Regions from separate parts of the Homo sapiens genome. Here region 1 is linked to region 2. Evidence: chromatin loops called from intact Hi-C (ENCODE). Cell type or tissue: B cell. All regions are shown on one strand. Each heading gives the region's core, and the rest is flanking DNA. Links, peaks and the distances in the headings are about the cores only. Region 1 has its middle 52 kb from the start of FLJ13224. Region 2 holds the start of LOC124902912 (a long non-coding RNA gene).

Evidence for each region. Hi-C counts contacts between places; a loop is a spot of excess contacts. Peaks named below come from ENCODE experiments on the same cell type or tissue, not always from the same donor. Only the 100,000 strongest peaks of a DNase experiment are listed, where the experiment ranks them.
Region 1: it touches region 2 in a loop (30-fold over the local background); 11 of 110 quality-filtered maps call a loop at or near these places.

The regions. Positions count from the first base shown.
Region 1 is chr12:31,264,675-31,279,584 of GRCh38, forward strand. It overlaps the pseudogene LOC100419525. Among named protein-coding and RNA genes, the nearest start is that of FLJ13224, 52 kb to the right of the region's middle. RefSeq lists a silencer at 14,281-14,575. In B cell, for the core only: a CTCF peak has its summit at 7,389 (motif pointing left); a DNase peak (open chromatin) is centred at 7,397.
Region 2 is chr12:31,109,158-31,124,067 of GRCh38, forward strand. It overlaps LOC124902912 (a long non-coding RNA gene), which reads left to right and starts at 8,103. Exons shown (of 5, transcript XR_007063268.1): 1 at 8,103-8,384; 2 at 12,069-12,143; 3 at 13,957-14,031; 4 at 14,811-14,910. It also overlaps the pseudogene OVOS2P. RefSeq lists a silencer at 795-995 and enhancers at 8,107-8,637, 8,638-9,167, 11,820-12,349. In B cell, for the core only: CTCF peaks have their summits at 8,138 and 8,340; DNase peaks (open chromatin) are centred at 8,134, 9,414, 9,954, 10,354 and 2 weaker places; H3K4me3 peaks cover 2,709 bases; H3K27me3 peaks cover 3,360 bases.

The sequences.
Region 1 (14,910 bases), core at 3,345-11,344, 150 kb after region 2:
TTTAAATGACTTCTATAACTAGTCAATAAACTTGTCAATGACATAGAAAAATCTATTCAATCTACTTAACATGTTAGAAAAGTAAAAAGGCTGGGAAAGCCCAAGTTTGAAACCTTCTGAGGAATAAAAAGCATGCCTACTCTAGCAGAAGGAGATGGATTTAAGCTACCAACCCAAGAATTTTAAAAATGGAACTTTTAGGCTGGGCGCGGTGGCTCACGCCTGTAATCCCAGCACTTTGGGAGGCCAAAGTGGAATGATCACTTGAGCTCAGGAGTTTGAGACCAGCCTGGGCAACATAGCAAGACCTCATCTCTAGTAAAACTAAAAAAAAAAAAAATTAGCCAGGCGTGGTGGTGCGGGCCTGTAGTCCCAGCTACTTGGAGGGCTGAGGCGAGAGGATGGCTTGAGCCTGGGAGATCGAGGCTGCAGTGAGCCCTGATTGTGCCACTGCACTCCAGCCAGGGTGACAGAGCCAGACCTTGTCTCAAAAAAATAAATACTGACAAAGAAGAATTCTTATGGAGGGGTGTGTGTGTGTGAATGAGTGGTTAAGAGGATACGACATATAACACTGTTTAAATACTAAATAAAATTGTCCTCACAGAATGTACTATCTTCACATACACTTTCTCTTCTCTTCGTTTTCTTGTTTCTAATTTCTTTGCCAAATGCTAGCCAATATTTGTTTAAATTTTTCCTTCATAGATATACATCAACAATAAAACTTTTATTTAAAATTTTTAATCAGTATATACACAGTCTTACATTTATATGCCAGTAGAAAAGGATGGTGGAAGCCAAATCAGGAATAAATGAGAAAATAGCAGTGACCAAAAACAAAACCTCATTTTATAATAAAAAGCCGATCAGTCACATAATGCCAGTGATAGCAGTCACTGAAGCCTTACTGTGTGCCAGGCACCGTCCAGCATTTTCATGTGCTGTCACACTTGTGGCTTATGACACACCTAAGTGTGTCAGTTGGGTCCTCTGAAAGCAGATGGAGCTAGGAGTACAAGAGGTTAACCGTGGGACAGCACTGGTGAAAGATAAAAGTCAGAAAAAGCAAGGCTGGGCAGGGAAATTCTTCAGACCGTGCTGCAGATCTGACACCTATTAAAGGAAAGCGGGGAAGTGGGTTTGGGCAGGGAGAGTCTCAGACCGCGCTGCAGACCTGACAAAGCCTGGGCCAATCTGATCAGCAACTCTGGACAAGAGCTGGCCAGTAGAGGAGGCTCATCTTAGGCTGCAGTGCCCAAGCCCGGAAGCCACTGAGCTCAGTCACTAGCTGGGGGCTACCTTAGGAGATCAAGGTCTCACCTCCGAAGGTGAGACCTCGTTCCAAAGGTGCTAATGGCTGAAGGCATCTGCTGACTGCGCTCCTTAACGGCTGAACAGCGAGCCCTTTCTTGAAGGGAAATCTGAGTGCCGCTCCTCCATGGCTACCTCAGTAAGGGAGGCTTTATTATGATTCCCATTTTTCGGAAAGAAAAAGGGGGCACAAAAGTTATGTAAATTTCCCAAAGTCACACAGCTAGTAAAAAGCTAATAAATGTCTCCTATTTGCCTTGCAGCTGATAGTAAAAGTAACTTTTTTTTTCTTTTCTTTTTTTTTAAGATGGAGTTTCACTCTTATTTCCCAGGCTGGAGAGCAGTGGCACGATCTCAGCTCGCTGCAACCTCCGCCTCCTGGGTTCAAGTGATTCTCCTGCCTCAACCTCCCGAGTAGCTGGGATTACAGGCGCCCACCACCACGCCCAGTTAATTTTTGTATATTTAGTAGAGACGGAGTTTCACCCTGTTGGCCAGGCTGGTCTCAAACTCCTGATCTCAGGTGATTCGCCCACCTCGGCCTCCCAAAGTGTTGGGATTACAGGCGTAAGCCACCGCGCCCAGCCTCCCTAACACATTAGTGTATGGACTTCCACTCACTCCTCTCTAGTGTATTTTGGTTTTTTTCAAAAAATAGGATAATTCCTTAAATATTACCTTAGAACTGGTTTTTCTTCACTTGATATCATAAACATCTTTTCACATCAATAAGTTCATTTCTACAAATGTGTACATACAACTCTAGCACAATTTATTCAAGTAATACGCTACTGAACCCTTCAGTTTTTTCTCTTCCTTTTTTTCTATATGAGAAACAATTTAGTGAACATCCTTGTAGCTAAATCTTTGTTTGCAATATTCTGAGATAAAATGCATAAAACCCAAAATTTAACATTTTAACCACGTTCAAGTGTACAGTTCAGTGTTTTGTGTATACTCATAAGGTTGTACAAACATCACCACTAATTCCAGAACGTTGCCATCTCCCCATAAAGAAACTCCATACCTATTAGCAGTCGTTCCCAATTCCTCCCTACCCCCATTGCCTGGCAACCACTAATCTAGTTTCCGTCTCTATGGATTTGCCTATTCCGGACATTTCATATAAATGGGATCATATCACATTTGTTCTTTTGTGTCTGGCTTGTTTCACTTAGTATATAGTATTTCCAAGATGCATCCATGTTGTAGCATATATCAGTGCTTCATTCCTTTTTGGCTGAACTATTTTTTATGCCTGAATTAGTATTCCACTCTTTGGATGTACTACCACATTTTGTTTATCTATTCATCAGTTGATGGACATTGGGTTGTTTCTACCTTTTGGCTGTTGTGAATAGTGATGCTGTGAACATTTTTGGACGAGTTTTGATGTGGGCATATGTCTTCAGTTCTCTTGGGTATACAGCTAGAAGTGGAATTGCAGGTTCAATCTACGTTTAACATTTTGAGGAACCACCAAACTTTTCCACAGCAGCTGTGCCATTTTCCATTCCTACCAGCAATGCATTAGGGTTCTAATTTCCATCTGTGCCAATACTTATTTTCCTTTTCCTTATTATTATTGCCATTCAATTAGGTGTGGTTCTGATTTGCATTTCTTCAATAACTAATGAAGGTGAGCATCTTTTCATGTGCTTATTGGCCATTTATATATCTTCATTGAAGAAATGGCTATTTAAATCCTCTGCCCAACTTTTTTCTTTTCTTTTCTTTTTTTTGAGATGGAGTCTCGCTCTGTTGCCCAGGCTAGAGTGCAATGGTGCAATCTCAGCTCACTACAACCTCTGCCTCCTAGGTTCAAGCATTCTCCTGCCTCAGCCTCCCAAGTAGCTGGGATTATAGGCATGCACAACCATGCTCGGCTAATTTTTGTATTTTTAGTAGAGATGGGGTTTCACCATGTTGGTCAGGATGGTCTCGAACTCCTGACCTCAAGTGATCTGCCTGCCTCAGCCTCCCAAAGTGCTGGATTACAGGCATGAGCCACCTTGCCTGGCCTTTTTTTCTTTTTTTTGAGATGGAGCCTCACTCTGTCACCCAGGCTGTAGTGCAGTGGTGCAATCTTGGCTCCCTGCAACCTCTCTCTCCCAGATTCAAGGGATTCTCCTGACTCAGCCTCTTGAGAAGCTGGGATTACAGGCATGCACAACCACATCCAGCTAATTTTTTTTGTATTTTTTTTAGTAGGTACGGGGTTTCACCATGTTGACCAGACTAGTCTGAACTCCTGACCTCAAATGATCTGCCCGCTCAGCCTCCCAAAGTACAGGGATTACAGGCATGAGCCACCATGCTCAGCCCTTTGCCCAATTTTTAATTGGATTGTTTGTCTTTTCATTGTTGACATATGAAAGTTATTTATATATTCTGGATAGTATGCCCTTATCACAGAAACAATTTACAAATATTTTCTCCCATCCTATAAGTTGTGTTTTCACTTTTTCTTTTTTTCTTTTTTTTTTTTTTTTTACCTTTTCTTAAATAGAGTTGGGGTCTTACTATGTTACCTAGGCTAGTCTCAAACTCTCAAACTCCTGGACTCCAGCAATCCTCCTACCTTGGCCTCCCAAAATGTTGGGATTTCAGCTGTGAGCCACCAGGCCCGGCCCTTCACTTTCTTGATAGTGTCCTTTATACACAAAAGTTTTTAATTTTGATGAAGCCCAATTTATCTTTTTTTCTTTTGTTATTTGTACTTTTGGTGTCATATTTAAGAAACTGTTACCTAATCCAAGGTCATAAATATTTATACCTATGTTCCCTTCAAGAGTTTTATGAGCTCTTACATTTAGGTCTTTGATCCATTTTGAGTAAATTTTTTTTATATCATGTGATACTTCAAGTATCTACTTTGGATAGATTCCTAAAAAGTGGGCATATAATGCTTCAGGAGTGGTTTTGATTTGGGTTTTTTTTTTTTTAAGAGACAAAGTCTCAAGTCTTGCTGCATCTCCAAGGCTGGAGTGCAGTGGCACGATCATAGTTCACTGCAGCCTAGAAATCCTGAACTCAAGCAATCCTCCCACCTCAACCTCCCAAGTAGCTAGAACTACAGGTGCATGCCACTATGTTCAACTACGTTTTTTTATTTTTTGTAGAGACAGGGTCTTGCTATGTTGTCCAGGCTGGTCTCAAACTCCTGGCCTCAAGAAATCCTCCCACTTTAGCCTCCCAAAGTGCTGGGATTACAGGTGTGAGCCACCACACCAGGCCCAGTTTTAAACACAGAAGCTGAATTTCTAATTCCAGTCACAGTTCCATCATCAATGAGGACAAAAGAAGTAAGAGTGCATGTATTTAACAAAACATTATATTTTTCTTTGTAAGCAAATGACTAAAATTAACAAGAAATTACTGGATAACTGCCTCACTCATTTGCCATCACTTTTTCCAACTGCTGCTCCTACTGTCTTAATTACTTTTGTCTGGTGCTTTGCAGAACTGTCACTGCGAGGATTCATTTTGGACCTTAACTGTCAGATCACTTTAGCCAGGTTTCATCTCCTGCTAAAGATTCCACATGAAGAGATGGCATAAAGGAGCTGGTGGGTACAAGGCTCTTCACAGACATGCAAACCTGGAGAAACCATCTGTGGCCAGCATTCCTTGTTCATCTAAGAAAATACATGTTCCTTTATAATCTAGTTTTCCAAACATGGATCACCTCCTCTTCCCCTAAATTTTCTTTCCTTGTAGCTACACAAATGAAACCACTCAAGTTCCCATCTCTTCTCCCTGCCAGTGTTGCATCGGGCTGATAATGCTGGACGGGAGAAAACAAACCTCTTTGACTCTTCCGCCATCTACTGACATGGAAAACTGCCTATGCGGCAGTGAAACATAAAGAACTACCGGAAAAGAGGAGGACCTAGATGCTGAGCCCTGATATGGAAGACAAAAGACCAAGGTTGTTACTGAACTGGGGGATGGGGATGGAGAGCTGGATTTACAAGTGATGTCTTTTTAAAAAAAAAAAATATCTTAGGCTGGGTGCAGTAGCTCACACCTGTAATCCCAGCACTTTGGGAGGCTGAGGTGGGCAGATCACTTGAGGTCTTCTAGTACTTGGCAACATCTATTACTGCACTGCTAAGTTATGGAATCACATTTGTTTTCCCTGAAATAAGTTTTCTTGGCTTCTCCATCCACTGATAATCTCTCCCACAATATTGTGACTTGATTCTGTTCCAGGTGAACCTTTTCCTAGTATTTCTTGTATTCTTTATTATCTGTCATGTTAGGGCAGCTGTGGAGCTTCATTTTTACAACTGCTGAATCTAAATTTAACTGCTGATTTTCTACCATCCATTTTCAACCTTCTTTAAAAAGCCTGGTGAGTAACTTTATCTGTCATGGCCCATTTCAATGCCCTCAATAGTAAAACCGGCGAATGTGGAGACCCATCCTTAATGAAGAGACCAGTTTGGTCATTCTTACTATTTTCCATGGATTTTCAACATGATTAAGAAAAAATAATTTGAGGCTGAGAATTGTAGTTACCCAACTGAATGGAAGGCAAAGGAAGAAACTAGACGCTCCCAGGTAACTGCCCAGTTTTTGTATTTGTTTTTCCTTTCCACCAATGACAAGGTATGCTCAATAACTTTACTCCCGAAGGAGGATATCCCATTCTGAAAAACACACCACTGTATGCGATAAAGGCAGGGGGAGGAAACATTACACTGTGGGAGAGGGAACAAACGTTTGATCAGCGTGTAACAGAAAACAGTTCTGGCAACTATTATTTCTTCTTCTCCCTCAAATCCAGGAAAGGTCCATAGGCCATTTTCTGTAATATTTCACCAACCAAAATGATCTCTTGGACTTGAAAATAAACGCCCCCATTTCCAACCCTCCATCACTCTAAAATTATTAGTGATCTTCAGGTACTTGAAAAAGTAAACTTCTGGCCAGGCGCAGTGGCTCATGCCTGTGATCCCAACATTTTGGAAGGCCGAGGCAGGCGGATCACTTGAGGTCAGGAGTTTGAGACCACCCTTGCCAACATGGTAGAACGCCATCTCTACTAAAAGTACAAAAATTAGCCAAGTGTGGTGGTGCACACCTGTAGTGCCAGCTGCTTGGGAGGCTGAGGCAGGAGAATCGCTTGAACCCGGGAGGCGGAGGTTGTAGTGAGCTGAGATCGTACCACTGCACTGTGACAGAGCAGGCTCCATCTCAAAAAAAAAAAGTAAACTAAACTTCTTATTGAAATGTAATGCACAGAGAAGTATGCAGCTCTCTCCAAACCTTTTTTATCTCTTTCCAATTATTTTTTTAAAAAAGTATATGTGCCCCAGCATGCTTCCTTGTTATGAACTGTGCACAGGTAGGACTCTGCTAATATTATGTAAATTATAAAACATATACAAACAGGACAGGAGAGAAAATGAGGAAAAATCAACAGAAATAGGAGTTCTAATTTTTACTTTGCACACTTCAATGGGCCAGTCTTACATATAACTTTAGAAATCACAGCTTTAAAGACAGTGGCAACACGCTGCATTCACAACCAGGTTGACTGGAGGCTTTAGGAAAGGTTTGGTAGCTTCTGGCCTCAATGGTATGACATCAACTCAATCTCCAAAAATACACTGGACAGAAATCCAGCTGTCCTAAAAGTTTAGAAATGTGGCCACCATGTCTGTGATATCCAAGGGTTGCAAATCACATTGCATGTCTTTATCCGCAACGGCAGTCTTCTAGGAAAATGGCATTTGGGGAAGGAAGAAGGTGGATACAAATATACCTTCTTCCTCCTTTGTGATAATATAAAATTAATTACAGAAAAAGTAAGGGTTGGCTCTTAGCTGTTATTAAAGATTAAAATTATCTTGGTCAAAGGGAAATAGAAATTAGGTTCTCCAAACTTTTAAAACGTGTTTCTAAGGTTTACAGTTGAGGTGAAATAATTGCTTAGCTGACTGTGGATGAAGCAATGAAATAACTCCAGTTTTAACTCACTGGGTAACCATTAGGTAAGCTTCTGCATCTATAAAAACTGTGTTAAACTGGATGTGCCTACAACACTGAGTATGACGTGTAACTAGCACCACCTAGTGGACATTCATATGGCAATACGCGATAAAGGAAGCTGCATGGCCAGGATGGAAAAGTTGCTGGTCACAGTAGCAGCAAAGGGCTTAGCTAGTTCTTCCTGGCAGCCTCCTCAATAATTCATAGTTTACTGGGAATCATATATCAAATAGTTTTAGCTCTTCAGAAGAAAATGAAATTTATAATTAACTGCATTGCCCGGGTGCAGTGGCTCACACCTGTAATCCCAGCACTTTGGGAGGCCGAGGCAGGTGGATCACAAGGTCAGGAGTTCGAGACCACCCTGACCAACATGGTGCAACCCCGTCAAATACAAAAATTAGCTGGGCATGGTGGCACACGCCTGTAATCCCAGCTACTCAGGAGACCGACGCAGGAGAATGGCTTGAACCTGGGAGGTGGAGGTTGCAGTGAGCCGAGATCGTGCCATTGCACTCCAGCCTGGGTGAGAGACTCTGTCTCAAAAAAAAAATTAACTGCATTATGACAGACTTTTTTCCTTTTAGCAATTGAAACTGGCATCCCAAGGATGCTCTAGATACAGTCATAAAGATAATGCTTACTGCATCTCTCATCACTGGCTTACTTGGAAAAGAACAAAAAAAAAAAAGTTATAAAGAAAATCTGCCTGGACCAGGGGTGATAGCTCACATCTGTAATCTCCGCACTTTGGGAGGCCAAGACAGGAGGAAGGCCTGAGGCCAGGAGTTTGAGGCCAGCCTGGCCAATATAGCGAGACCCCAGCTCTATTAGAAAGAAGAAGAAGAAGAAGAAAATCTGCCTGATAAAGAGCTAAAGAAGCAGCCTCAAGCTGCTAGAGCCACAAGCGCCCCTGGAACTGTGCACTTAAATAGCATTGTCTTTAGCACTAGCATAACTGGGCAAAAGGAGCACCATCTCTGTAACCTATAACTTGAATGGTGCTTGCCCCCTTGGAGTTGTTCAAGGAGTCTAGACTGGCCAAAGCAGGCAACCGGCCTGGCTTCAATAACTATGCTTGGAACTTTGGGCCTTGAGGCTAAGAGGTGTGTTGTACTATTTCAGCATGTTTTATGAATTGGTTCCACAGAGCTGTTACAGCACAGCCAAATTTTACTCTTCAAAAACCATCCTAGGTATTTTATTCTCTTTGAAGCAATTGTGAATGGGAGTTCACTCATGATTTGGCTCTCTGTTTGTCTGTTATTGGTGTATAAGAATGCTTGTGATTTTTGTACATTGATTTTGTATCCTGAGACTTTGCTGAAGTTGCTTATCAGCTTGAGGAGATTTTGGGCTGAGACAATGGGGTTTTCTAGGTATACAATCATGTCATCTGCCAACAGGGACAATTTGACTTCCTCTTTTCCTAATTGAATACCCTTTATTTCCTTCTCCTGCCTGATTGCCCTGGCCAGAACTTCCAGCACTATGTTGAATAGGAGTGGTGAGAGAGGGCATCCCTGTTTTGCGCCCGTTTTCAAAGGGAATGCTTCCAGTTTTTGTGCATTCAGTATGATATTGGCTGTGGGTTTGTCATAGATAGCTCTTATTATTTTGAGATACGTCCCATCAATACCTAATTTATTGAGAATTTTTAGCATGAAGGGTTGCTGAATTTTGTCAAAGGCCTTTTCTGCATCTATTGAGATAATCATGTGATTTTTGTCTTTGGTTCTGTTTATATGCTGGATTACATTTGAAGTCAGTGTGGCGATTCCTCAGGGATCTAGAACTAGAAATACCATTTGACCCAGCCATCCCATTACTGGGTATATACCCAAAGGATTATAAATCATGCTGCTATAAAGACACATGCACATGTATGTTTATTGCGGCACTATTCACAGTAGCAAAGACTTGAAACCAACCTAAATGTCCAACAACGATAGACTGCATTCAGAAAATGTGGCACATATACACCATGGAATACTACGCAGCCATAAAAACTGATGAGTTCATGTTCTTTGTAGGGACATGGATGAAACTGGAAACCATCATTCTCAGCAAACTATCGCAAGGACAAAAAACCAAACACCGCATGTTCTCACTCATAGGTGGGAATTGAACGATGAGAAAACATGGACACAGGAAGGGGAACATCACACACTGGGGACTGTTGTGGGGTGGGGGGAATGGGGAGGGATAGCATTAGGAGATATATCTAATGCTAAATGACGAGTTAATGGGTGCAGCACACCAACATGGCACATGTATACATATGCAACAAACTTGCACGTTGTGCACACGTACCCTAAAACTTAAAGTATAATAATAATAAAATTTTTAAAAAATCATCCTTGGGTAGGCCTACCCGAAACAAATTAACACAGGAACAGAAAACCAAATACCACATATACTCATTCATAAGTGGAAGCTAAACCATGGGTACTCATGGACATAAAAAGATGGCAACAACAGACAGTGGGGACTACTGGAAGGGGGAAGGTGACAAGGGTTGAAAAACTGTTAGGTACTGTGCTTACTATCTGAGTGACATTCACACCCCAAACCTCAGCATCACGCAATAGAGCCCAGTAACAAACCTGCACATGTACTCCCTGAATCTAATATAATCATTCCTTCAAAAAATCATCCTGAGAGCCTATCTTGGCCACCCTCTGGATTTCAACATACTTTTTGTGCAGCTTAATTATATCTGGCATAGCTTCATGCCCTCTCTACAATTTCCCAATCCTGGGATTCATGTGCTGCCAAAGCATAATAATCTTGTAGTGAATACATATTCTCCTTTAAGCACTGAAACCTAAGAAAGCTTTGAGCTTTTTTATGGGGGCAGAGGGGTGGTTGTTGATGTGAACTGTTTAAGACCTTTCCTGTGTTCATCATAACTACAGATCAAAAAAGTTTTCATTCTTAGCATATCCAATTAGACTTCATTCCTAAAGATTAAAGAACAAATGAGGGAACAAGTTTATCATTAGGTGCTTATCACTGTGCACCTATTATAGGCCAGGCCCTCTATGATCCTCATTTTGCTCTTACTACAGCTGTGTTTGGTATTATTTCCTCCACTTACAAAGGAAATGAGCTCAGAGAAAAATTATCAAAGATCATAAAGCCAGTAAGTAGCAAAACCAGGATTTAAATTCAAGTCTCCTGACTCTAATTCCATTGTTTATTCATCTATGCCCTGGTGATATTAACTAATAAGCTCACGTGCCAAACATAACCCTTACCCCCATCCACTACATACTTATTTCTGAATAGAAAATAAAAGTCACACACAATTAAATGACAAGAAAAAAGCCCCACAATCTTAGTATGCTACGATTCTCAAAAAGGACTTCACGATTCTAGCCACACGATTTCTCAAGCATCAAGGGACTACTTAGAACACTTAGTAGGGCCTTGTACGTAGGTGCTCAATGAAAGGTTGTTTTAAAAGTCTCACAGTATTACCCCACAGATTATTTTGTTCATTTACAAAAGAAAAGATATATACTTTAAAATGGAAAAAGATCTGGCGATCTTAACCCAGCGATTAATCTTAGCATCACCAACAGTGGGACAACCTGACATTGTGTGCTTCTTGACATGATGCAGTAACAGAGGCACCACACAATCTATGCTATATCCTTGCCAAAAGTAAAATCCACATCTACTAAGAAAACAACCAAACCTGGACAACATAGTGAGACCCCATCCCTACCAAAAAAGAAGATAGCCAGGCATGGTGGCACAGGCCTGTAGTCCCAGATACTCAGGAGGCTGAGGCAAGAGAATTGCTTGAGCCCAGGCATTCAGGGTTACAGTAAGCTATAATCATGCCACTGCACTCCAGCCTGGGAAAAGAGGGATATTCTGTCTCAAAATAAAAAATAATAATAATAAAACATAGCCAGAAAAATCCAGGATAGGGGATATTTTACAAGACAATTGGCTTAGACACTTCAAAATGTTCATTGCCATGGGCAGAAAAAGCAGAGGACTATTCTAGATTAAAAGAGGAAAGATATAACCAAAAGTATGCCTGAACCTTGGACTAGACCCCGGATGAGGAGAAAATGTTTTAAAAGACACTTTGGGATGATAGGGACAATTTATTCCATACAGATCTATCATATTGGATATTGAGTTATTCTTAATCAGCTCAGATATGGCAATGACATTATGGCTAGGGAGGAGAATATTCTTATTCCTAGATGAATGTGTATTTAGGGGTGAAGTATCATGGTGTTACAATTTACTTTCAAATGATTCAGCAAAAGAAATTAGATAAAGCACATATGGTAAAATGTTGCATTTGTGGATCTAGGTGAAAGTTATACTATTATACTATTCTTTCAACTTTTCTGTGTACTTAAAATTTCTTCAAAGTATTTTTTAACATTCTTGAATAAAATTCAAGACAGTTGGGATAAATTCAACTCTTCTAAGAATATGATTTCTGAAAATACCAGGTTGTAAGCAATCAATCAATATAAATATTTATTGTGACCCTGCTATTAATATATCCTAATCAACCCCTCTGGGAGCTGTAGTGGTGACTAAACAGTGCTTCATGCTCTCTTGGAACCCATGTAGCATGTTATTTTGTACGTGTGTGTGTTGGAAGAAAGAGGAATTATTCTGGAATGCTTCCCCAAGTAATGCCTCAGCTTAAACCTGAAGGATAAATAAGTAGGTGTTGCCTAGTTATAGGATGGTAGGGAAACGGGTCAGAGAAAACAAACAGGTGTGAAGGCACTAATGATGGAGTTGGCCAATCTGGAGAGTGAGAATATTTACTCCTACTGCTTCCTCCAGGCCCCCACTCTTTTTAGATAGCCTGTTGGTCTCCTGGTTCCATTAACCAACTCCCTCTATTCAATCTTCAGACCCAGGAGTAGTAGTAACAGGACTCCAATGTTACTAGTCCCAAGAACTAAACTCACCCTGAGGTTTCCCTATACCCTACATACAACTTTGTAAAGGTCCTTTTATTAAACTTTCCTCAAATTATCCAATTTCAGTAAGCCATCTATTTCCTGCCAGCAGGACTGATAAAAATCTCTAGAGACAGATATGGGAGATGTCTGCATATTTCATATGGTATCTGGGACCATGGAATGGAGATAATCTAGGAAGAAGGCTGAAGATGAAGCCTGGGCCAGTGAGCATCTGAGGTCCAAGGAAAACCTAGAAAGTGTGTTTTCAACCAAGAGTATTTCAAGAAAGAAACTGTCAATCGTATTAAGTACTGTGGAGAGGCTGGGTAAATAAGATAAAGGCTTTGGAATGTCTCATGAAGAAGCCATCAGTGACAGATCAACATTGAAGAGATTTGTAAAGTTAATTGGAGGCCAAGTATACACTTACTTGAGGGGAAAAAAAAAAAAAAAAACAGTATGGCCAGGCATGGTGGGTCACACCAGTAATCCCAGCACTTTGGGAGGCTGAGGCGAGCAGATCACTTGAGGTCAGGAGTTCGAGACCAGCCTGGCAAACATGGCGAAACCCTGTCTCTACCAAAAAATACAAAAATTAGCCAGGCATGGTGGCACATGCCTGTAATCCCAGCTACTCGGGAGGCTGAGGTGGGACAATCCCTTGAACCCAGGAGGCAGAGGTTGCAGTGAGCTGAGATTGAGCCACTGCTCTCTAGCCTGGGCTACACAGTGAGACTCTGTCTCAAAAAAAAAAAAAAAAAAAAGAAAAGGAAAGGAAAAAAAAAAAAAGTATAATTTTTCAGGTTTCTATTTTAACTCTACCAGGAACTTACTAAATAATTTGAGATTTTTTAGTTTTAATTATTTTGAGATTTAAATATAAATGTAAGCAAAAACAATCCTTCTCTTTTATTTGCAAAAAGCCAATACTGGCTGGGCGTGGTGGCTCACGTCTATAATCCCAGCACTTTGGGAGGCTGAGGCAAGTGGGTCACCTGAGGTTAGAAGTTCAAGACCAGCCTGGCCAACATGGTGAAACCCTATCTCTACTAAAAATATAAAATTGGCTGGGCGTGGTGGCAGGCGCCTGTAATCCCAGCTACTCGGGAGGCTGAGGCAGGAGGATCGCTTGAACCCAGGAGGCGGAGGTTGCAGTGAGCCGAGATCACGCCATTGCACTCCAGCCTGGGTAACAAGAGCAAGACTCTGTCTGAAAAAAAAAAAAAAAAAAAAGCCAATACCTGGAGACACAGTTAAGCTAATATAAGCCATAGAAGTTTAGAGAATAAATGCTGTAAAACAGAATAAATCATTTTCCCCTTTCAGATAAAGAGCAGGCTTTCGCAAAAAAATCTTTTGTCTCTCTCTAAACTGAATGACTAAGTTCTTTCATGCTAAAGCTTGCAACTAAGTTTGTCTAAGACCCCCTAGTCAACATACAATAACAAGCAGTTTCTAACCAGGGTGTAAGGTATTTGATACCTAAAGCATTCTCATGACTACAATGAGTAACCAAACTCCACAGCTTGAGAAATTGTTAGACAGAACCCGCAGATCCCTTTCTTTGAGAACATGAGCCTGTGAAATTATCTATCTTTGATCTAATTTGGCTTTCTCCTCCCTTCCGAGTTCACTGAACATCACACAAAAATGATTGCCTGGCCACTACAATGCTAAATCTGGGGCACTAGGAAACTGTTCTAGGGACGCTGAATAGAAGAGCTCCCAGGGTACCTTCTATTGTTCACTGCAGAGCAGCCACCTTGATGAATTGTTTTAAGATATCGTTTCACTAAACCTCCAGCAGTTTTCTCCACAAAAAGACAGATAATAGGTACTTTGAACATTATCAAAATTAAAAAACAGAATTTGATTTAAGTTAAAGATCAACGTATCTGCAAAAGTTAAACTTGCCCCTCATTTCAGCCTTCAGAAAGAAGGGAGGCAAGAAGAGACCCAGGGAATAGTTTCCAATGAGGGTTAGGACAGCATTACTGCAGCAGACAGGAGACAGTTTAGAGAACAAAGGCTTTCAAATAAGAAAAGCAGATTCTTTCATTCAAGTTACATGACCTCCTGGCACCTCCTCTTACCGGTAAATAGATTTTTTTTTACTTTGCAGGGTTACTTAAACAATGTTTAAAAGTGTCTGGCCCAACAGTAGGTCTTTTCTTTTTTTTCTTTGGAGGTGGAGTCTTACTCTGTCACCCAGACTGGAGTGCAGTGGCCCAACTCAGCTCACTGCAACCTCTACCTCCCAGGTTCAAGCAATTCTCCTGCCTCAATCTCTCGAGTGGCTGGGACCACAGGCGCATGCCACCATGCCTGGCTAATTTTTTTATTTTTAGTAGAGACGGTGTTTCACCATGTTGGCCTGGTTGGACTTGAACTCCTGACCTCAAGGGATCCACCCGCCTGGGCCTCCCAAAGTGCTGGGATTACAGGTTTATATAAGCCACAGTGCCCAGCCAGGGTTTTTCATATTGTGAGAGCCATTTTTCTTTTTACTTGCTACACAAAGCATTTGCATTGTAGGGCGAGACGACCAATTTAAAGAGATTCAGTTAAAAAAAAAAAAAGCTGTGACAAACTCTAGGTGCCTTCCCATTAGCCCCACCCGCACCTCTTGGTATCCAATCCTTCG
Region 2 (14,910 bases), core at 4,371-12,370:
TGATGTATGGCACCTTCAAAAAGCCTACAGCAAACATCTTACTTAGTGATGAAAACCTGATTGCCTTCCCCATAAGATTTGAGAACCAGGCAAGGATGTTTACTCTCATCATCACTCCTATCCAACATGGTACTGGAAGTCCTAGCCAATACAATAAGGGAAGAAAATGACACAAAATAAAGGTAGTAAGATTAGAAAGAAAGAAATTGTCTCTATTCACAAACAAGGTGATTTCTTTTCCTTTTTCTTCTTTTTTTTTTTTAAGAGACAGGGTCCTTCTCTGTCACCCAGGCTTAAGTGCGATCATGGCTCATTGTATCCTCAAACTCCTGGGCACACACAAACAGTCCTCCTGCCTCAGCCTCCCAAGTAGCTAGGACTACCGGTGCATGCTGCCAAGCCCAGATAATTTTTTTTATTTTTTGGAGACACAGGTAGTCTCATTCTGGTTTCAGCTCTGGAAGGGGTGAAGAACAAGTCCCCAGAGCCCATCCTGTCCCTCGTGGATGACATACTGAGGGCTCAGGAAGACTCTCCCTCACAGCCTGCCCCAGTTTCCAGGCTGAGCCACCTGAGCAGCTGCTTCAGAAAGCCTCTTGTGCCATAGCCATGCTTAGGAAAAAGCATATCTTCCATTCAATTCACCAAGAAACACCAAGAAATAACTGGATACAAAGAATAAAAAATACTCTGCCACACTGGCAGGGCAGGAGGGTGAAAATTGTGCCCCCTCCAAAGGTAATGTCTATAAAAGGATAACTAAGGCCAGCGCCAAAGTCCACCTACAGAAGGCGGGTCTGTCTCAACCCCAGCTGTCAGTCACTGTGAACTTTTAGAACTGGGGCTGAAGCTTCTTCCAGTTGCTTGCTCAGATGTCAGTGAGACCGCTCCACAACAGATAAGGGGAGCTGTGTGTCAGGGAAGTCCCAGCCACTAGCACAAGCTGCACTCCAGGCAGACGTTTCTGTTCTTGTGCAAAGAACAGCGCAATCCATTCAAGTTCACAGGGGCGGGTGGCACTTGAAAATGTCAGGGTCAACTTGCAGGGCAGAAGTTAGCAGGGAAGTAAGTCTTCCTGGGGGAGTGGGAGAGCCCAGCAGAGTTTAGGAGGAGGGAGGGGCAACATCGGGGCAATCCTCTGAGTCTCTCTTTCCTCCTCAGGAACTGTCCAGGAAGACCCTGCAGTCTCTCTGCAGGCTCATGGGAGCTCCCAGAACTGAGACAACACACAGATCCAGGCCTGCTTCGAAGTCAGTGGGATGCGGCCCTTGAAAGTCGATGTATTGGGTTCCTAGGGCTCTTGTGAAAACATGCCACACCTGGCTGGTTTTAAACAACAGGAGTTTATTCTGTCAGTTGAGAAGGCTAGAAGTGCAAAATCAAGGTATTGACGGGATGAGTTCCAACTAGAGGCTGTGAGGCAGATCAACTCCATGGCTCTCTCCTGGCTTCTGCTGGTTTCTGGCAACCATTCACTTCCCATGCCTGGTAGACACATCACTCTAACCTCTGCCTCCCTTTTTCACGGGCACATTCGCGTGTGTGTGTGTGTGTGTGTGTGTGTGTGTGTGTGTGTGGATGTGTGTGTTAAGGACAGCAATCATTAGACTAGGTGGGGCCCACTCTAATCCACTGTGAGCTTCTCTTACTTTGGTAACATATGCAAAGACCCAATTTCCAAACAAGGTCACATTCCATGTTCTGGGACTGTCTTCTGTGAGATGTCTCCCCCAGGATCCTTCCAGGTTTTCTGCAAAGCCAGGCAGAAAACCAGGATCAGGGCAGGACAAGAGGATGCTAGCCTGTGATGGCTCCCACTCAGGTGGGATGTGAGAAGTGCCTGTGGCCTGGGACACACCAACTTGCTCCCAATACCTCATCTGAGATGGATTGCACAGTGTATGTCCAGGGCCCATCCCGGCACACTGTGCCTTTGCAATGCTGTCTCTGCGCTTTGGAAATTGACTCAGCCCACTGCGTGGGGTGGTCTGAGGCGGGCCACAACCATTTCTTAACCATCCCTGAGTACCTGACCAGTATCCCCCGGGGGTGACAACTGGCTACATCTGGAGCATGAGGAGCGTGTTTACCTGGTGAGTAAGGATGCAAGCATAGGACGTCCTGGCCGATCCTCTGCACAAGCAATGCCTTTGCTCCAACGGGATGGGCAACGTTGGATTAGGCCTGAGGCAGATTTGATCTTGGAAGATACATTCAAGTCTACGTGTTTTGTGCGTTTATTTTCGTTTCCTTGAATTAACATGGAGTCCATTTCAACTTTCACTTAGTCTCCTTCTTTCTCTTCCCCCACTTCTCTCTCTCTCTTTCTTTGTATATGGAAGAATTTAACTCTGTGTTCCATAATGTCTAAATACTCAAATTTAGAGTTGACAGCCATACAGCAAATTATTCAAGTTGCTGTCAAAAAAAAATCCCTGCGTTTTCTAGGATTAAAACTGTGAATAGAGTACTGGAAGAAAAAAAAGTCATAGACTCAGATGCAAAATGACAACATTTAATGGGATGATAAGGAAATAAGACTTGTCAAGAAACCATAGCCCACTGCAGACTGTTCACGATGTCAGATGGTTCATGATTTTTTTCCAGGTTTGATACAGAAGAATCAGTTTGTTAAAAGAAATGCTTCTCCACCTGGGATTTAAAACATCATTTAAACAATAAACACATTTGTATGTATATATAAATAGATATTTAGAAATAAAAACATGCATATATAGGCACATAGACATGTATATACATATACACACATATGTACAAATATATATGCCTAAATTTTTACTGACCTGTCAACTTACAAAACAAAAATGAGAGATTTATAAAAGGTACATATATAGCTGTGAATTCTTTAAAGCTATTTTTAAAGAAATTAATATAATCTTAATGATTATCAGATTACTCATGCAGTACACAGCTACACAAGTCTAATGAAGTACCAGAGACTTTTCTTTCTTCAACTATTGTCCTATCTTATTCAGGTTTTCATTTTCTTACTAGATGTGTTTTCAATGGTTTATGACGTAATAAAATTTCTTTACTTCTTCCAGTAATTGCTTTGTCTCACTCGGAAACTGAACTACTGTTGATGTGGTAAAAAGCTAGGGCATATTCTTCTGAAAAAATAAAGGGAACATGTATTTTTATTAAATAGATGATATAAGCACATTAGATCTAATCCTTCCAATAATTTTGAAATAGAGACAATTACTTTCCCATTTTATACATTATGCAGAAATATGCTAATAATATTTAAGACACTTGATGAAATATATTCTATTAGTAAATGATAGAGACAGAATTCAAACACTCCACAAACTTCACACAGCATTCAACAAGAAATAAATAGTACCAACCTTCCAGGGAACAGTTGTATGGTCTCTACAACATTTTAGTATATGTTTTAGAAATTAATCTATCAAATTTTTAAGTTAACATTTCAGAATATTCCCCACTCCTCTTTTTAAGTCAAAGTCCACAGAAGTAGCTTGGAACAGTCAGTCTTAGCATGAACAACAATGACAATAACAAAAAGACCTGGAAGCTTAGTGTGGCTTGTATTTCAAGTTCAAGTGGAGCCCTGTCAGGTTATATTGCAAGGATTCTGGTGTTGAAAAACTCTGGTAACTGGAAAATGGGTTCAGTCAGAAGACACATCATGGGATAAAGAAACCAGAACACAAAGTAATGCCATTTATTGTTTACTCTGTGAAGACAGAGGTTGATTTTGGAAAGTTTAGTAGCTCAGGGAATGTTAGATATAAACACCACATTCAATAACCTTAGGGCATGGCTGTTGCTTGCCTACCTTTTTCGTACTAATCGTAGACCATGCCTGGGGCTGGCTGAATGTTGAACACAAGGTTGCTCTGCTCAGCAGAAAAAGTGAAACTGTCTGCTCGACCAAAAACCTATCATGACACAAATTATAATTACATTGTAGCAGGTCTGAGAAAAGATAATCACTGAGAAAATTATCCGCAGAAGTTTATGATCTACATAATTAAATAGATCTAGGGTATGATTAACTTACATATTGGCAAAATAATGAGTTGTTAACCTTAAATCATATAAAATTTCAAGTTCCTTTGCTTACATTGAGGTGAGAGGAATTTAGCTGGAAGTCTCAGAGGAATGTAGGCATTTATGTGAGTGGTAACAATACACATAGAAAGGATGTCTCTAAAGCGCATGCCATAGTTTGGCATTTCCTCAGTAAAATAAAAATAGAACTACCCTATGATCCAGCAATCCCATTTCTGGGTATGCATCCAAAGAAAATGAGATGAATATTTTGAAGAGACAGCTGCAGTCCCATGCTAATTCTTTCATTAATCACAATAGCCAACATAAGGAATCAACCTAAGCGTTCGAAACAGATGAATGGATAATGAAACTGAGGCATATACACATACAAATTATTCGGCCTTAAAAGAAGAAAGAATTTCTGCCATTTGTAACAACACTGAAGAACTTGGAGGACATTATGTGGAATGAAACAAACCAGATACACACAAAAAACACTGCAGGATCTCACCTGTAAGTTAAATCTAAAGTTGAGTTCATAGATGCAGACAGTAGAATGGCAGTTATCAGGGATGGGAAAATGGGGAGATGCTGGTCAAAGGATAGAAAGCTTCAGCTGTGCAGGATGAATACATTCTACAAATCTCAGGTACAGCGGTGGCCTACAGTTAACAATGCTGTACTGTATATGTAATATTCCCTAAGGGAGTAGATCTTAAGTGCTTTGTCACAAAAAAAGAAGAGGTAACTGTGTGAAGAGAGGGATGTGTTAGCCAGCTAATTCACATATAGTCACGCTAGATGATAACAATCAGCTCACTATATATATCAAAACATCACACCACATACCTTCAATACACAATTGTAATTTCAAAAAATTATGGCAAACTTTGTAAGACTTTAGTCAAATTATAAAATAATTACATATCTACTCTGTGACCAGACTGTGTTTGATAGGGAGATGATGTTTCTAAAATGGAAAGCTATCTAGTCACATAGCCAGGGCATATATGAAATAGCCTTGGAACTAGCAAGGAGAAGATGATCAGTGGGATAAAACACTGGTAATCCTTAACGTCCCTTATTTTTTCCTTTTACAAATCCTATCATACATATCTATAAGAAATTGAAGCATCCAATTATCCTTGGAAGGAAAAAAGAAAAACTTTAAAGAAAAAAAAATATGGCTAAACTTACATTTTCCAAGTAGAAAAGAACATGGTCATTCTTGACTTCAGTCTTCATCACTTGGCCCTTGTTTTCAAGCTTTGAAGAAATTGTTAGGGAAGGATAGAGAATAGATATTAGAACAAATGACAGCGCCACTGCAGAACTGAATGTCCACTCTTTTCTACGTCACGTTCTGTTTTATGGAACATTCCTTGGTGCCATGATGTTTTCATAAACACAGGTAGCAACTAAAGAAAAACATATGATGAACCATGGGAAATACTGACTGCTAATTGGTACAAATGAAGTACACCAGCTCTCCAGTGTTAGCGCAAAAATACAAAGGTGAATGTTGAAGAAGAATTCTATAGTTTTGTTTTGCTAAACTACGGCTAAACAAGTATTTATTTTATCTTTATACTCTATGTAGCTGTCTTTGTGATGAAAGATTAGGCTTCTATTATTTACCTCTTCAATGGATGACATGGTTGGAGTAAATCCTGATAGCATTTTTACATCTATAACCACCATACTGGATTTATTGCGAATTCCAGTGTATCTGAAAATTTTAAGAAAACACTCGTTTAGATATCAATTTTAAAAAGTGACTTATCTCATAATGAGAGTGCCAGGTGGATAAATACTAATTGGCTAGAAATCTGGAGGACAGGTAAAAGCTGAAGAGAAAATATCGGAAGAAAGTCATTTTCAAGCATCTGTGAATAGGCACAACCAGAATGATAATGAAAGAGATGATACATAGCAACAGAAATTGGAGCAAATAATGAATTATCTGGACATGAAATCTTCCCCAAACCCTGCTTTTAAGCTTACCTGCAGTCTCAAAGTTTGAACTGATAAACAGAGCTTCTAAATCTTTTACATATACTTAGGTTAGTGTTAGAGTTGCGTAACACTTAGAGGACATCTTTGCTTAAAAGGTGGTATATGAGCATAATTATAGAGTAGATGTGTCCCCAGGAGAACTTCTAGCTCAGTTTCCTGCTTCTGGATAAGACTATTGGGGTATGAAGTTAAGAGTTCCATAGTTCATCAGGGCGTGGTTGCTCACACCTGTAATCCCAGCACTTCTGGAGGCCAAGGTGGGTGGATCACTTGAGGGTCAGAGTTCAAGACCAGCCTGGCCAATATGGCAAAACTCTGACTCTACTAAAAATAGAAAAATTAGCCAGATGTGGTGGTGCACGCCTCTAATCCCAGCTACTCAGGAGGCTGAGCCGTAAGAATCCTTTGAACCCAGGAGCTGGAAGTTGCAGTGAGCTGAGATTGTGCCACTGTGCCACTGTACTGCAGCCTGGGTGACAAAGTAAGACTCTGTCTCAAAAAAAAAAAAAAAAAAAAAAAACCAAAAAAGAAAAAGAGTTCCCCAATTCATTGAGTTCTTAGCCCTGGAGCTCAAGCGATTTTTATTTAGAAATTCTAAAAAATATCTCCCAAACTAATTTTACTCAATGTTTTCCACATATTAACTAAGGCTAAAAGCCTTTAGCATCTATAAATCATGCTTGAATTCAAGAGGATCATTTCGTTTTTCTATTCTGAAAAGTAAAAATCTAAAATGTTACTCTTTACAGTTACAAAATAAACATTTGTGGGCTTGCTACTATATGACCATGCATGCTTGTCTTGAGAAAGAAATATAGAATCTCTGTTTTTCAAAACTAGGAGTACTTCCATACAACAGAATAAAAAGTATCATTGAAACATCAGTGCAGTGAAAGCTTTCAAATCCTGCTCACATAGACTGCATGTTTTCTTGCCTCATTTTAGCTCTGATTTAGCTGAAGATGTACTAAATTGTGGTGTCCGGACAGACGGCTAAAAAGTGACTGTGCTGTAGAATTGTCACCACCAACATGAGAACTCATTACCATGATTTATATTTTGTTATTTCACTACTGTTTGAACTTTTAAAATATTTTACCATCTTGTTCACGTGGGAGTTACTGTCAAAATATGACACTTACTTGAGGTTCACTGTGAGGTCAAAAACAGTCAAAGAGTAGTTCTTTACTATTTCCAAGGAAAGAGAAAATCCAGATGCCTTCTTAGGTAGGAGAACATTGTACTTAAGGGTGGCCTAGAAAGGATAGCAAATTATAAGAAAACCCATCCTGTATTAAGAATTATACAGTCTGACTATAGTCAGTAGTAATGTGATTTTACATTTTAAAATAACTAAGAGTATACTTCGATCATTTGTAACACAATGGATAAATGCTTGAGGTGATGCATACCCCACTTGCCCTGATGTGATTCTTACACATTGCATGCCTGTATCATGCACCCGGTAAATATTTACACCTACTATGTACCCACAAAAATTAAAAATAAAACATTTTTAAAAAGAAAGAACCTATTGTTTATTTCTATTACTAATGCAGTTTACATCTTTATCATCAGGGAATCAGGTTAAATTCTTTAGTTTTCAGAATAACGTAATTTAATGAAGATAGAATACTTTCTAATAGCAATATTCCTCAAACTTCTCTTAGACAGCTGAGTAGCTTTTCATAAAGTAACTTGCAATTTTGGCTATTGATCATGTAAATACACAAAACGGTCAAATAACACTTCACGTAGAACTGAACAGACAGTCTGACTCTTTTACTGGCAAACACTCATCACCCTCTTAGGCAGATTTCTGTAACCTGGATAAATGTACAACCGCGTCCTTCCACATCTACTGTGTATTGTCCAGGTGCCTGTGTTACTTCTGAACGTTGGACCAGTAGGCGGTTATGACCGTTAAACTGGATCTCACTGGATCCTTCACTGCTAAAGGTGACAGTGTTTTGATTCTTAGAGAAGAGCCCCTCTTCCCCGCCTGGCTCTTAGGATCCCCATTGCAGGGCGGGGAGGCACCCACCGCGAGGGGGAGACTGAGAGCCAGTCCCTCCCACCCCCGGCTCTTAGGACTCGCATCGCAAGCGGGGGAGGCACGCCACGCGAGGCGGGGACTGAGAGCCAGCCCCCCTTCCCCCCGGGCTTAGGACCCCCATCGCGGTTCCTAAGATCCTTAGGACCCACCTGGAGGACTGTGGGTATGGGGTGTCCAAGAAGAAAGCTCAGATCTGCCCACGGCAGGTACCTTACTTGGGATTTACAATCGACAGGGGTCCGAACGCAGCCCGGGAAAAGAAAGAAAGCAGGTCATTTACAATCTACCGGAGCCAGCCCGTCTTCCCCTCGCTTGCTCTTAGGTCCCCCATCGCAGTGGGGGGAGGCACCCCTCGTGAGGCGGGAACTGAGAGCCAGCCCCACCTCCCCCCTGGCTCCTGGGACCCCCATCGCAGTGGAGGGAGGCACTCCCCGCGAGGCGAGGACTGAGAACCAGCCCCTCTTCCCTCCCTGGTTCTTAGGACCCCCATCGCAGGGACGGAGGCACCCGCAGCGAGGCGGGGACTGAGAGCCTGCCCCTCTTACCCCCCTGGCTCTTAGGACCCCCATCGCAGGAGTCGGAGGCACCCCCCGCGAGGCGGGGACTGAGAGAGAGCTCCTCTTCCCCCCCAGGATCTTAGGACCCCCATCGCGGGGGGGGAGGCACTCCCGCCAGGCGAGGACTGAGAGCCAGCCCCTTTTCATCCCCTGGCTCTTAGGACCCCCATCGCAGGGGGGGAGGCACACACCGCAAGGCGGGAACTGAGAGCCAGCCCCACTTCCCCCCTGGCTCTTGTGACCCCCATCGCTGTGCGGGGAGGCAACCCCCGCGAAGCGGGGACTGAGAGCCTGCCTCTCTTCCCCCCCAGGCTCTTCGGACCCCCATCGCAGGCGGGGGAGGCACCCCCTGCGAGGCGGGGACTGAGAGCCAGCCGCTCACTCCCCCTGACTCTTAGGACCCCCATTGCAGGGGGGGGACGCACACCCGGAGAGGCGGGGACTGAGAGCCAGCCCCTCTTCCCCCCCAGGCTCTTGAGACCCCCATCGCAGGGGGGGGGCAACCCCCACGAGGCGGGGACTGAGAGCCAGCCCCTCTACCCCCCCATGGCTCTTAGGACCCCCAATGCAGGCGCGTGGCACCCCCCGCGAGGCGGGGACTGAGAGCCAGAACCTCTTCCCCCCCTGTGTCTTAGAACTTCCATCGCAGCGGGGGAGGCACTCCTCACGAGGCGGTGACTGAGAGCCAGACCCTCCCACCCCCGGCTCTTAGGACCCACATCGTAGTGGCGGGAGGCACCACCCGAGAGACGGGGACTGAGAGCCAGCCCCTCTTCCCCCCCTGGCCCTTGGGACCCCGATCGCAAGGGGGGGAGGCACCCCCCGAGAGGCGGGGATCGAGAGCCTGCCCCTATTCCCCCCCCTTGGCTCTTAGGACACCCATCTCATGGGTGGGAGGCACTTCCAGCGAGGCGGGCACTGAGAGCCCGCCCCTCTTCCCCCCCTGGCTCTTAGGATCCCCATCGCAAGGGGGGAAGACACCGCCCACGAGTCGGGGACTGAGAGCCAGCCCCTCTTCCCCCGCTGGCTTAGGACCCCCACCGCGGATTCTAAGATCCTTAGCACCCACCTGGAGGACTGGGGGTTTTAGGTGTCCAAGAAGAAAGCTCAGACCTGCCGACCGCAGGTACCTTACCTGGGATTTACTATCCGACAGGGGTCCGAACGCAGCTCGGGATCAGAAAAAAAGCAGGTCATTTGCAATCTACCAGAGCCAGCCCCTCTTCCCCCCCTTGCTCTTAGGACCTCCATCGCAGCGGGGCAGGCACACACCGCGAGGCGGGAACTGAGAGCCAGCCCCTCCCACCTCTGGCTCTTAGGACTCACATTGCAAGTGGGGGAGGCATCCTCCGCGAGGCGCGGACTGAGAGCCAGCCCCTCTTCCCCCCCTGGCTCTAGGGACCCCCATCGCAGGGGGTGGAGGCACCCCACGCGATTCGGGGACTGAGAGCCAGCCCCTCTCCTTCCCCCTGCTCTTCGGACCCCCATCGCAGGGCGGGGAGGCACCCACCGCGAGGCGGGGACTGAGAGCCAGCCCCTCTACCCCCCGTGGCTCTTAGGAGCCCCATCGCAGGGTGGGAGGCCACCCGGCGAGGCGAGGATTGAGAGCCAGCCCGTCTTCCCCCCTTGGCTCTTAGGAGCCCCATCGCGGGTGGGGAAGGCACCCCCCGCGAGGCAGGGACTGAGAGCCAGCCTCTCTTCCTCCCGTGGCTCTTAGGACCCCCATCGCAGTGGGGGGAGGCACCCCCCGCGAGGCGGGGACTGAGAGCAAGCCCATTTCCCCCCCCCCCGGCTCTTAGGACACCCAACGCAGAGGGGGGAGGCACCCCCTGCGAGGCAGGAACTGAGAGCCAGACCCACTTCTCCCCGGCTCTTGGGATCCCCATCGCGGGGAGGGGAGGCACCCCACACGAGGCGGGGACTGAGAGCCAGCCCCTCTTCCCCCCCTGGCTATTAGGACCCCCATCGCAGGGGGGAGAGGCACCCCCCGAGAGGCAGGGACGGAGAGCCTGCACCTCTTCCCCCACGGGCTCTTAGGACCCCCATCGCAGGCGCTTCGCACCCCACGCGAGGCGGGTACTGAGAGCCAGCTCCTCTTTCCCCCGTCTCTTAGGACTGCCATCGCAGAGGGGGAGGTAACCCCCGCCAGGCAGGGACTGACAGCCAGCCCCTCTTCACCTCTGGCTCTTAGGCCCCCATCGCAGAGTGGGGAGGCACCACATGCGAGGCGGGGACTGCGAGCCAGCCCCACTTCCCCCCTGGCTCTTGGGACCACCATCGCAGTGGGGGGAGGTACACCCCGCGAGGCGGGGACGGAGAGTCAGCCCCTCTTCCCCCACTGGCTCTTGGGAACCCCATCGCAAGGGGGAGAGGCACCCTCCGCGACGCGGGGACTGAGAGACAGCCCCTCTTCCCCCCCTGGCTCTAGGGACCCCCATCGCAGGGGGTGGAGGCACCCCACGCGATGCGGGGACTGAGAGCCAGCCCCTCTCCGCCCCCCCCGACCCCGCCCGGGTCTTCGGACCCCCATCGCAGTGGGGGGAGGCACCCCATGCGAGGCGGGGTCTGACAGCCAAACCCTCTTCCCCCTCTGGCTCTTATGACCCCCATAGCAAGGGGGGAGGCACCCCCCGCGAGGCGGGGACTAGAGCCAGCCCCTCTTCCCACCCTGGCTTAGGACCCCCATCGCGGATCCTAAGATCCTTAGGACCCAACTGGAGGACTGTGGGTATTAGGTGCCCAAGAAGAAAGCTCAGATCTGCCGACGTTACTTGGGATTTACTATCCGACAGGTGTCCGAACACAGCTCGAGATCAGAAAGAAAGCAGGTCATTTGCAATCTACCGGAGCCAGCCCCTCTTCCCCCGCTTGCTCTTAGGACCCCCATCGCAGCAGGGCAGACACACACCCCAAGGCGGGAACTGAGAGCCAGCCCCACTTCCCCCCTGGCTCTTGGGACCCCCATCGCTGTGTGGGGAGGCTCCCCCCGCGAAGCGGGGACTGAGAGCCTGCCCCTCTTCCCCCCCCAGGCTCTTCGGACCCCCATCGCAGTGGGTTGGAGGCACCCCCTGAGAGGCGGGGACTGAGAGCCAGCGGCTCTTTCCCCCTGGCTCTTAGGACCCCCATTGCAGGGGGGGGGACGCACCCCCCGCGAGGCGGGGAGTGAGAGCCAGCCCCTCTTCCCCCCCAGGCTCTTCGGACCCCCATCGCAGGGGGGGAGGCACCCCCCGCGAGGCGGGGACTGAGAGCCAGCCCCTCTTCCCCCCCTGGCTAAGACCCCCATCGCGAATCCTAAGATCCTTAGGACCCACCTGGAGGACCCTGGGTATTAGGTGTCCAAGAAGAAAGCTCAGATCTGCCGACCGCAGGTACCTTACTTGGGATTTACTATACCACAGGGGTCCGAACGCAGCCCGGGATCAGGAAGAAAGCAGGTCGTTTGCAATCTACCGGAGCCTAAGGGCAGAAGGCAGGTGAGAGAATTCTTAGGAGCTGTGGGGTTTTGTAGACTGTGGATCCCAAACTTTGCAGTATTAGCCAAGCCTTTGTATGAGGTCACAAAGGGGGCGGGGACCGGGAAGCTTTGGAATGGGGATCCCAACAACAGGAAGGCTTTCAGGAGTTAAAGGAAAAACTTCTGGCAGCCCCAGCCCTGGGGCTACCGGATCTGACAAAGCCTTTTCCATTGTATGCGTCAGAGAGGGAAAAGATGGCAGCTGGACTTTTATCCCAAACTGTGGGGACCTGGCTGAGGCCGGTGGCCTAAGTCTCTAAACAAGTAGACAGGGTTTCTACAGGATGGCCCCCCTGTTTGAGGGCCTTGGCAGCAACTACTCTGCTAGTACTAGAAGCAAATAAGCTGACTCTTGGGCAAAACCTGAACATAAAGGCCCCCCCAAACTGTGGTGACTGAGAGCCAGCCCCTCTTCCCCCCCTGGCTCTTAGGATCCGCAGTGGACTCACAGCCTGTTTACCATATTGTGAGTAATATCATCTCCCCCTCTGGAGACCTCTGGAGATTATGAACTGTTTCACAGACAGGTGTACACCCTTGGTGTACAGAGGGTGTACACCCGTCTGTATTGGGAGTAATATCATCCTCTTCCTCCCTGAATATTAAGAACAGTATCACAGGGGTGTTTCTACTCCCTGCGATATCGCGTGTCATATCCTCCTCTCCCACGTTGCAATTAGAAACAATATCAGTGGTGGCATGTCCACCTTCTGTCATATTGAAAGTAATATCATTTTCTTCCCTCCAGGATCGTGGGAACAATATCCCAGGGGGGTTTCCACTTTCTGCCATATATGTAGTCACATCGCCCACTCCGCCTTGGAATATTATTAAGGACCATCTAACACGAGGGTGTATACGTCCTGCGATATTACGAGTAATATCAACTTCTTGGCCTCTGAATATGAGGAAGAATATCACAGGGTGGGTGTATACCTCGTGCTCTATTATGCGGAGTCGTATCTGTCTATTACGGGGAGTAATATCATTCTCTCCCTTTCAGGATATTAATAACAATTTCACAGGCTGGGTGAACACAGCCGGCGATGCTGAAATTATTATCATCCTCTCCCCCTCTTCCCCTCCTGGCCCTTAGGACCCCCATCGCAGGGGGCTGAGGCACCCCCCGCGAGGCGGGGACTGAGAGCCAGTCCCTCTTACCCCCCTGGCTCTTAGGACACCCATCGCAGGGGGGGGAGGCACCCCCCGCGAGGGGGGGACTGAGAGCCAGCCCCTCTTCCCCCCCGGCCCTTGGGACCCCCATAGCGGGGGGGGGAGGCACACCCCTCGAGGCGGGGACTGAGAGTCAGCCCCTCTACCCCCCCGGCTCTTGGGAACCCCATCGAAGTGTGGGGAGGCACCGCCCGCGAGGCGGGGACTGAGAGCCAGCCACTCTTCCCCACCGGCTCTTGGGATCCCCACCGCAGGGGGGGTAGGCACCCCCCGCGAGGCAGGGACTGAGAGACAGCCCCTCTTCCCCCCCTGGCTCTTAGGACCCCCATCGCAGTGGGGGAGGCACCCCCCGTGAGGTGGGGATTGAGAGCCAGCCCCTCTTCCCCCCTGGCTCTTGGAACCCCCATCGCAGAGGGGGGAGGCACCCCCCGCGAGGCGGGGACTGAGAGCCAGCCCCTCTTCCCCCCCTGGCTATTACCCCCATCGTGGATCCTAAGACCCTTAGGACCCAAGTGGAGGACTGTGGGTATTAGGTGTCCAAGAAGAAAGCTCAGATCTACCGATGGCAGGTACCTTACTTGGGATTTACTGTCCGACAGGGGTCCGAATGCAGCCCGGGATCACAAAGAAAGCAGGTCGTTTGCAATCTACCAGAGCCTAAGGGCAGAAGGCAGGTGAGAGAATTCTTAGGAGCTGTGGGGTTATGAAGACAGTGGATCCCAAACTTTCCAGTTATTAGCCAAGCCTTTGTATGAGGTCACAAAGGGGGCGGGGACCGGGAAGCTTTGGAATGGGGATCCCAACAACAGCAAGGTTTTCATGAGTTAAAGGAAAAACTTCTGGCAGCCCCAGCCCTGGGGCTACCCGATCTGACAAAACCTTTTCCATTGTATGTGTCAGAGAGAGAAAAGATGGCAGCTGGACTTTTAACCCAAACTGTGGGGCCCTGGCTGAGGCCGGAGGCCTACGTCTCTAAACAACTAGACAGGGTTTTTAAAGGATGGCCCCCCTGTTTGAGGGCCTTGGCAGCATCTACCCTGCTAGTACTAGAAGCAAATAAGCTGACTCTTGGGCAAAACCTGAACATAAAGGCCACCCATGCTGTGGTGACTGAGAGCCAGCCCCTCTTCCCCCCCTGGCTCTTAGGATCCGCGGTGGACTCACAGCCTGTTTACCATATTGTGAGTAATATCATCTCCCCCTCTGGAGATTATGAACTGTTTCACAGACGGGTGTACAACCTTGGTGTACAGAGGGTGTACACCCGTCTGTATTGGGAGTAATATCATCCTCTTCCTCCCTGAATATTAAGAACAGTATCACAGGGGTGTTTCTACTCCCTGCGATATCGCGTGTCGCATCCTCCTCTCCCACGTTGCAATGAGAAACAATATCAGTGGGGCCGTGTCCACCTTCTGTCATATTGAAAGTGATATCATTTTCTTCCCTCCAGGATCGTGGGAACAATATCCCATGGGGGTGTACCCTTTCTGCCATATATGTAGTCACATCACCCACTCCGCCTTGGAATATTATTAAGGACCATCTAACAC